Regions from separate parts of the Homo sapiens genome. Here region 2 is linked to region 1. The links are chromatin contacts, found by Hi-C in ENCODE. All regions are on one chromosome and are shown on one strand. Each heading gives the region's core, a stretch centred on a gene start or an enhancer-like site at or near the end of the contact. The rest is flanking DNA. Distances are from core to core; before and after follow the strand shown.

The links. A loop is a pair of places that touch in the nucleus more often than their neighbours do. Pooled maps may share reads with other maps.
Region 2: a map of endothelial cell of umbilical vein shows a loop between it and region 1 (7-fold over the local background). The contact joins the promoter of CLASP2 here to the promoter of CCR4 in region 1. A Hi-C loop is called at or near these places in 2 of 168 maps with a recorded cell type or tissue (endothelial cell of umbilical vein and naive thymus-derived CD4-positive, alpha-beta T cell) and 13 of 50 pooled maps.

Annotation. Positions count from the first base shown.
Region 1 is chr3:32,948,929-32,952,934 of GRCh38, forward strand. It overlaps CCR4 (C-C motif chemokine receptor 4), which reads left to right and starts at 2,716. Exons shown (of 2, transcript NM_005508.5): 1 at 2,716-2,762.
Region 2 is chr3:33,716,147-33,719,860 of GRCh38, forward strand. It overlaps CLASP2 (cytoplasmic linker associated protein 2), which reads right to left and starts at 2,108. Exons shown (of 39, transcript NM_001365631.1): 1 at 1,662-2,108. The coding sequence starts at 1,856. RefSeq lists a silencer at 1,840-2,179 and an enhancer at 2,380-2,469.

The sequences.
Region 1 (4,006 bases), core at 1,466-3,965:
TAAGAAAATTTAGGTTTACACAGCTAGTAAGTGGTGATACTGAGATCCAAACTCAGACTCAAAGCAAGTCCTCTCGACCAATGGGGCCACTAGAGCTCACACTCTGCCTCACTCATGGGACCAGGATGCATGTCTCATGGCCAGGTTCACTCAAGGGAGGACTAACTGGCTCTCCAGGGATCATCTATAGACCCATATGGATCAATGCTCATTTATGATGATTTGGACCTCTAGATAGCGTATGTTCTAGAACCTTAACACTGCCCCCACCCAGGGCAGAACCCATGGAGATGTAGGCGTTGTGCTCAGATGAACTTGCCCAGGTCCCTGCCGCGGCACGTGCTTTCCTGCCCTTCACACTTCGCCCCCGGCCAGCTCTCTAACTTGTACCTCAAAGTCTATAATTTAATGGCAGAAACTTCTTCAGGCCCCATGTTTCTGGAAATATGTTCATTTTATAAATTACTCTGTATAATGGGCATAGATTAGCTGGTCAAATACACGTGGGACATTTTCATTGCAAATCCTCCTTCCAGAGGCTCAGGATGATATCAGCATTGGAAGGCCCCCAGGAAGCATTGCAGGATGGAACTGTGTTTAACCTGAACCCAAGCCCAGCATTCCCTAGACCTACCTGACCACACATCCCCATTTCTCTTTTGCAGGCTATCCATGAATCTGGTTCCACAGTTTATACTCTGGGGAACATTGCTCTAGCTCATTGCTCTAGCTCAGGATTTCTCAACCTCAGCACCATTGATCTTCTTGGTCAGACAACTCTTTGCTGTGGTGGGCTGTCCTGTGCATTGTAGGACTTTAGCAGCATTCCTGGACTCTACCCATTAGAAACCAGTAGCAGGCTGGGTGCGGTGGCTCATGCCTATAATCCCAGCACTTTGGGAGGCTGAGGCAGGCAGATCACCTGAGGTCAGGAGTTCAAGACCATCCTGGCCAACATGGTGAAACCCCGTCTCTACTGAAATACAAAAAATTAGCCGGACATGGTGGCGCGTGCCTGTAGTCCCAGCTACTTGGGAGGCTGAGGCAGGGGAGTTGCTTGAACCCGGGAGGCGGAGGTTGCAGTGAGCTGAGATCATGCCACTGCACTCCAGCCTGGTGACAGAGCAAGACTCCTTCTCAAAAAAAAAAAAAAAAAGCCAGTAGTAACTCCCTCCCACCCCAAGCTAAAATGTCTCCAGATATTGCTGTATGCCTCAAGGAGGCAAGGAGCCTGAGTTGAGTGCCTCTACTCTCTACTCTAACTCGTGCATTCTCAGTAGAGGCAATATTGCCCCCAAGATAAAACTTGGCTCTTGGAGGGAGAAAAATTTCATACTCATTTTATGTATAAAGCACAGATATACATACACTGTATAAATAGATATATGGTATGTTTGTAGCATTAAAATTTTATGAGGGAGTGTTAGGAAAAAAAGTCTCAAAAGACTCCTTGGGGCAAGTGATAATGAAAAAAAAGAAGGGGTTCCCTAACACCATTCTAGCTCAGTGTTTTAATTTCTATTTATGCCAATTCCTTAGAAAGAATGATCTTTATGGCTCTTTTAAGCTGAATCAAAGAGCTAAGCAACAGTTGAAACACAGGGAAAGCATCTGGAAGTTGCCAAAAAGCTGAGGCTATGAGAGACTTAGGGCTCATGTCAGCCCCTCGCTTATGACTGCTACCCACATCCAAAGTGAAGATCAAGACCTCAGCCAAGACCACTGCCAATGAAGCTCCGCAATCCCCAAGCAGAAGGCGCTTGGGTGAGGGGTCTTCCTGACTCAAAAGGACTTGAAGCTATGTTGCCAGGCCACTTCACACTGGTTTGAGGCCATGTCAACTATTGAATCAAAGAATGTGGTTGGCTGATGCCTTCCAAGTCACTCACAGACACATACATTTGGACAAATTTTTCTCTTCTCTCTTCTTGAATATCCTTTTTCTTGACTATCTCTGGCCTTCCTTCTCACCCTGGCCTCTCAGATCCCAGTTGTCAGGAGAACATTGCACATCTTGATTGCTGGCCCCTGCATATCCATGATGAGAAACTAGCAAACAGGTTGCTGATCCAAAATGTAGAGATCATTGCTACCGCATATGGCCAGTTAAATGGAATTTTTTTTTTTAAACTAAAAAGCGAAAAAGGAGTGGCTGATTCCTGTAATCCCAGTGCTTTAGGAAGCTGAGGTGGGAGGATTGCTTGAGGCCAGTAGTTCAAGATGAGCCTGGGCAATATAGCAAGACCCCTATCTCCCCAAAAATTAAAATTAGTCAGTCATGGTGGCTTGCACCTCTAGTCTCAGCTACTTGGGAGACTAAGGCAGGAGGATCACTTGAGCCCAGGAGTTCAAGGTTACGGTGAGCTATGATTGCACCACTGAACACCAGTCTGGGTGACAGAGTGAGACCCTGTTTCTTTAAAAAAATCTCTTTTTTAAAAACCAACAAATACATTTTTGTATTTTTAAAAAAACTAAAAATCTTTTTTAAAAAGAAAATGACTTCATTTTTTTTCTTAATCTTTTTTTGGCACATCTTCTTGGCCTTCGGTCTTGGGAAATGACTAAGAATCATTTTCTGCTTCCTACTTCTATCAAAAAACCCCACTTGAACTTAGTACAGTTGGGTGAGGGAGATAACTCGTGCTCACAGGAAGCCACGCACCCTTGAAAGGCACCGGGTCCTTCTTAGCATCGTGCTTCCTGAGCAAGCCTGGCATTGCCTCACAGACCTTCCTCAGAGCCGCTTTCAGAAAAGCAAGGTAAGCAGGGACGGGGACATTCCCAGGGTCTTGGGTCGCACACTGCTTTCTGGACCTGGCTGAGATGCTCAGGCCCCTCACGAGTCTAGGGCTTACACTTGGCACCTACCTTGCAGCCCACACACCTTCTACCTGTCCCCACACCCTCTGAGCCCTCATCTGATGGGCACTAATTTATGCAGGACTCTCTTCCTGCACACATCTGGCCTGAGTCCACATGCCCCAAATAAATAGATCATTTTCATAAAAAATATACACTTGTCTGCTTCTTGCTTCTAGCAAGACTCCCAGGCAAGAAATACCACACACGCAAGGCCTACAGAATAATTCCAGACACTTACCAGCTGTGTCTCCTGGCTTTTTGTTCTCCTGATAATTTCCTAACTCCTCAGCCTTGTTTATGCCTTTCATTTTCACTGGTAAAATGGTGGAGAAAGACTAGAATTGTTAGTCATTCAACAAACTTTTTTGGAGACTCTGTGATGTAACAGGTGTTCAGTATCTATTTGCATGAGTAAACCAAAATCTTTTTTCTTTCTTTTTTTCTTTTTCTTTTCTTTCCTTTTTATTTTTTATTTTTTTTGAGACAGGATTTCACTCTGCTGCCCAGGTTGAAGTGCAATGGTGCCATCATAGCTCACTGCGCCTTGAACTCCTGGGCTCAAGGGATCCTCCTGCCTCAGCCTCCTGAGTAGCTGGTACTATCAGCACGTACCACCACACCCAGCTAACTTTTAAAACAATTTTTTGTAGAGACAGGGTCTCCTTATGTTGCTCACGCTGGCATGGAGCTCCTTGGCTCAAGTGATCCTCCCTCCTCGGCCTCCCGACGTGCTGGGATTATAGGCGTGGGCCACTGCACACCTGGCTTCAAAAGCCCTTTCTTGAGAAACACAGTTTGGGCATTGGGTGTGTGGTGGTGGGGGTGTGGGGAGAGATCGAATGTGAATTTACTGACGAATGTGAAAAGGATTTTAACAAGGAATGTGAGGGTCCCACAAAAGCCTCAAGAAGGAAGCAAGGGAGTGGCCTTGAGTCGGAAAGCCCTTCAGCCCTGAATTGCTCTGATACACATGTCAGCATGTGATTAATTTTAAGAAGATTTCAACCTCTTTATCTGCCAATTTAGATAGGAAGTGAAGGTGGTTGGGGAGGTAGAGGTTTTATTTCTGGCTGTGATGTGTGTTTTCTAGATCCATCAGGTGAATTCCCACTCTAATAGGATTCTGTGCGTAGAATTGATT
Region 2 (3,714 bases), core at 858-3,357, 770 kb after region 1:
TCACAGCTACAAGGAAGTGTATAGACAGGTGGTGGGAGACTATGGCAGTTCTCTTCTGACTGCTGAAATTGTCTTGGGCTACATTATCTAGTGAGGAGCATGGAGAAAATACGTAGTGAAAACAGAAAAGAACCCGGATGAGACCCCTGATGGATTCTAACTCTTAAAGAACAGTTAAAAACACAGCACCGAGTAGAAGTAGGGCTTAGAGGCATAACAGAAAACTAGCATACTGTGGTATCACAGAATATCAGCGTGATTGCTCAACTGTCATTCACTGAGGTACATCTGAGGAGTGAAATGGCCCAAAGCCAATTCACAACAGCCCGTGTAGAAGATGGCACACCAATCTTAACTTCGGAAGGGGTGCAAACATTACCAAAGCGCTGTCTTTCTACAACAGTCTATGCTGTAGCATAAAATCAACTATCTTGAGTGTGAATATGTATATGCCTTTCTTACAGAGTAAATTTAGCTTGTTTCTTCCAAAGAAATAATCTCCCAAATGGTAATGATATATTATTAAATTACCTTTTCCCCAAACGTTTTAAAAATAATAATCAAGAGATGGTATGTAATGAAGCATCGACGTGGGTAACTCTCAAACTTTATTGTCCTTGTAAAAAGTCTAACCTTTCCAAAACTCATCTGGGCTTTACCATTAAATCTGCGTCATAATTCTAGAGTTTGTCTTTCTTCTCTTTTTGAATAAAAGGTTTCAAAGTACAGCCTATTCGCTGGATCATGAGAATATGTTACTAAGAAGAATCACTTCATCCATGGGAAGCTGCAGTCAGCATTTTAAAGCAACACTGCCACCAGAAGACAAGAAAGAAAAGTAACTACTAACGACTACGGGGCAAGTTAAATACAAAATATTTACCTGGCCTCCCAACGCGGCTACATTACACCCTGCCTACCACCAACTCTTCAGAAAGGCTCATTCTTTCTCGCACCTCATCTTTGTAACTTTTTCCCCCCCAGCATTAGCCTATCTACTAAGACACATCAACCTAAAATCGTATCCTAATGTCCTATCTGTTGGTCTGGGTAGTGTTTACACAGGTGAACACAAATGTCGAAGTCTTTCACTGATTTTTTTTTCAAAATAAGTGATCAACATTGTGTCCTAGTAACTCCGCAACGTGTCACGGAATCGCTGAATTTGTCATTGTCCACAAGTGTAGAAAAATGTGGTCACAAGTCAGTCCTCGGCTCGCGTACGAAGAGGCGGTCTGCCCAGTGGGGACGCGGGACCCCCCTGTTTCCCCTATTTTTATTTATTTTTTACTTTTTTTGAGACAGAGTCTCACTCTGTCGCCCAGGCTGGAGTGCAGTGGCTCGATCTCGGCTCACTGCAACCTCTGCCTGCTAGATTCAAGCGATTCTCCTGCCTCAGCCTCCTGGGTAGCTGGGATTACAGGCGCCCGCCACCACGCCCGGCTAATTTTTGTATTTTTAGTAGAGACGGGGTTGCACCATGTTGGTCAGGCTGGTCTCGAACTCCTGACCTCGTGATCCGCCCGCCTGTGCTTCCCAAAGTGTGTTTCCCCTCTTAAGCAGTGGTTCGGACGGGAGCTTTCCCGGCCCGGCGCTCGCGTCCGGGATTAAAGGGCTGCCGCGGAGGGCGTGACCAGCCCAGCCTCGCCGCCGTCGCTTACCCGGTAGTTGCTCGAACCCACCCAGCCGGTGAGCGCGTCGACTGTCTTGCCTAGGCGGCCCAGGTCCTCCTCCAGGTCCGAGATGGCGCCGGGGGCGCCAAGGTAGAGCAGGAGCTCCTGGCCGACCTGCAGCCGGCCGCCGACGTCCTTCTGCTGCACCTGGGCGCAGAAGTACTCCATGCTGCGGGGCTCCATGGCTGCGGCCGCCCGCCCGCCTGCCAGTCTGTGAGCGGCCAACTTTCGCCGAGAGCCGCCCAGCCTCCAGTGCGGGTCCCCGCGGGAGCGGGCGGGACTCACTTAGCCCGCCAGGGGCGCGGCTTGCGGGGCGCAGCGGGCGGCGGGAGGAACGCCAAGCGCCCAGCCGCCCCCAAACTAGTCAAACTCGGCGCCCCCCGATCCCCAGCCCGCTTCAGAGGCCGCGGCCGCGGGCGACGTCAGCACGCGCGTGACGTCAGCACGACGCCGGCGAGGGCCCTCCAGTCCGGCTAGCGTTTTGCTGCGGAGGTGGTGGAGGTGGCTGCGGAAACCGCTGGGAGCGATAGGACCTCTAGGGAGACTTGGGGTCCGAGTTGGGCCGAGCCCCCTGGGAGGCGGGCCGTTCTTTGCTAGCCGCTGTCAGGGCACCCTGCCCTCGCCCTGTGAAATGTGGAACGTTTCCAAGTTTGCCTCCACTTGTATTCAACACTTAGGAAAGTACTTGGCATCCCCCTTTCCCGCCCCCACTGCCGGTTTAAAAAAAAAAAAAAAAAAGAATACACTCCTGACTTCTGCTTCCAGCCACCACCACAGTCACTGTGTAATACTTAAAAAAACAAAACAAAACAAAACTTAGGTTTGCCTAAAGTAAAACGCACAGATTTTCAGCGTACACTTCATGAGTTTCGGCAAATGTATTCACCCGTGGAACCGCCACCCCAGTGAGGGTACAGCACGTTTCCAACACCCCAGGAAGTCCCAGGACACTTCCCAATTATCTGCTCTTCCCTAGGCAATTCTAATTTGATTTCTAGCATGGTAACATAGTTTTCCCTGTTCCTGAACTTCATACAGTCTGTGCTTCTTTGGAGTCTGGTTTCTTTTAGCATAACGTTTGGGGTCCATCCAGCGCTGTTGGTGTCTCAGAAGTCCATTCCTTTTTATTGCTTTCCATTCTGTGGAATCACTACCATTTGTCGATCCATTCACTTGTTGGTAGATATTTGGGTTGTTTCCTATTTTTTATAATTATGAATAAAGCTGCTACAACGGTTAGTGCACAAGTTTTTGTGTGGATATATTTTCTTCTCTCATGGGTAAATAAATACCAAGGACTGGCATTACTAGGTCTTGTAAGTTGTATGTTTAACTTTAGAAGAACCTGCCAAATTGTTTACCAAAGTGACTGGATCATATTAAATCCCCACCAGCAATGCTTGAGAGTTCCAGTTGCTCCACAATATTTGATATGGTCAGGGTTATTAGTTTTAGCCATTCTGGTGGGGGTAAAGTTGTCTAATACATTCCAAAAGCACACTGTGTTTATCTTCTTGACAATTATTCCCAATCACAACAAAATGATTATTTATGTAATATCTTTCTCTTCTAATACACAGAAAGCTCCAGGAACCTTTGTGTTTTCCTAGGGTGGTGCCTAGCAAATAATGGGTGGCCAATTTAAGTTAAATGAGTGAATGAATTCAACAAAAATTGATATTTGAAATATTCACAATAACTAAGAATAAACAAACTCAAAATTCAAAGAAATTGACTGTTTTCTGTGTTCTTTTTTCAGTATTTCTGTGTTTCACATTGTATTGAGTTTGTAAAGTTTCTTCCATCTTTAATTGGTTGTAATTTCCCTCAGACTATGCCTCAATCAAGTAAACTATGTGTGATGGTTAATTTTATGTGTCAACTTGACTGGGGCAAGAGATGCCCAAATAGCTGGCAAAACATTATTTCTGAGTGTGTCTGTGAGAGAGTTTATGGAAGAGATTATCATTTGAATTGGTGAGCTGAGTAAAGCAGATGGCCCTTCCCAATGTCAGTGGACATCATCCAATTCGTTGAGGCC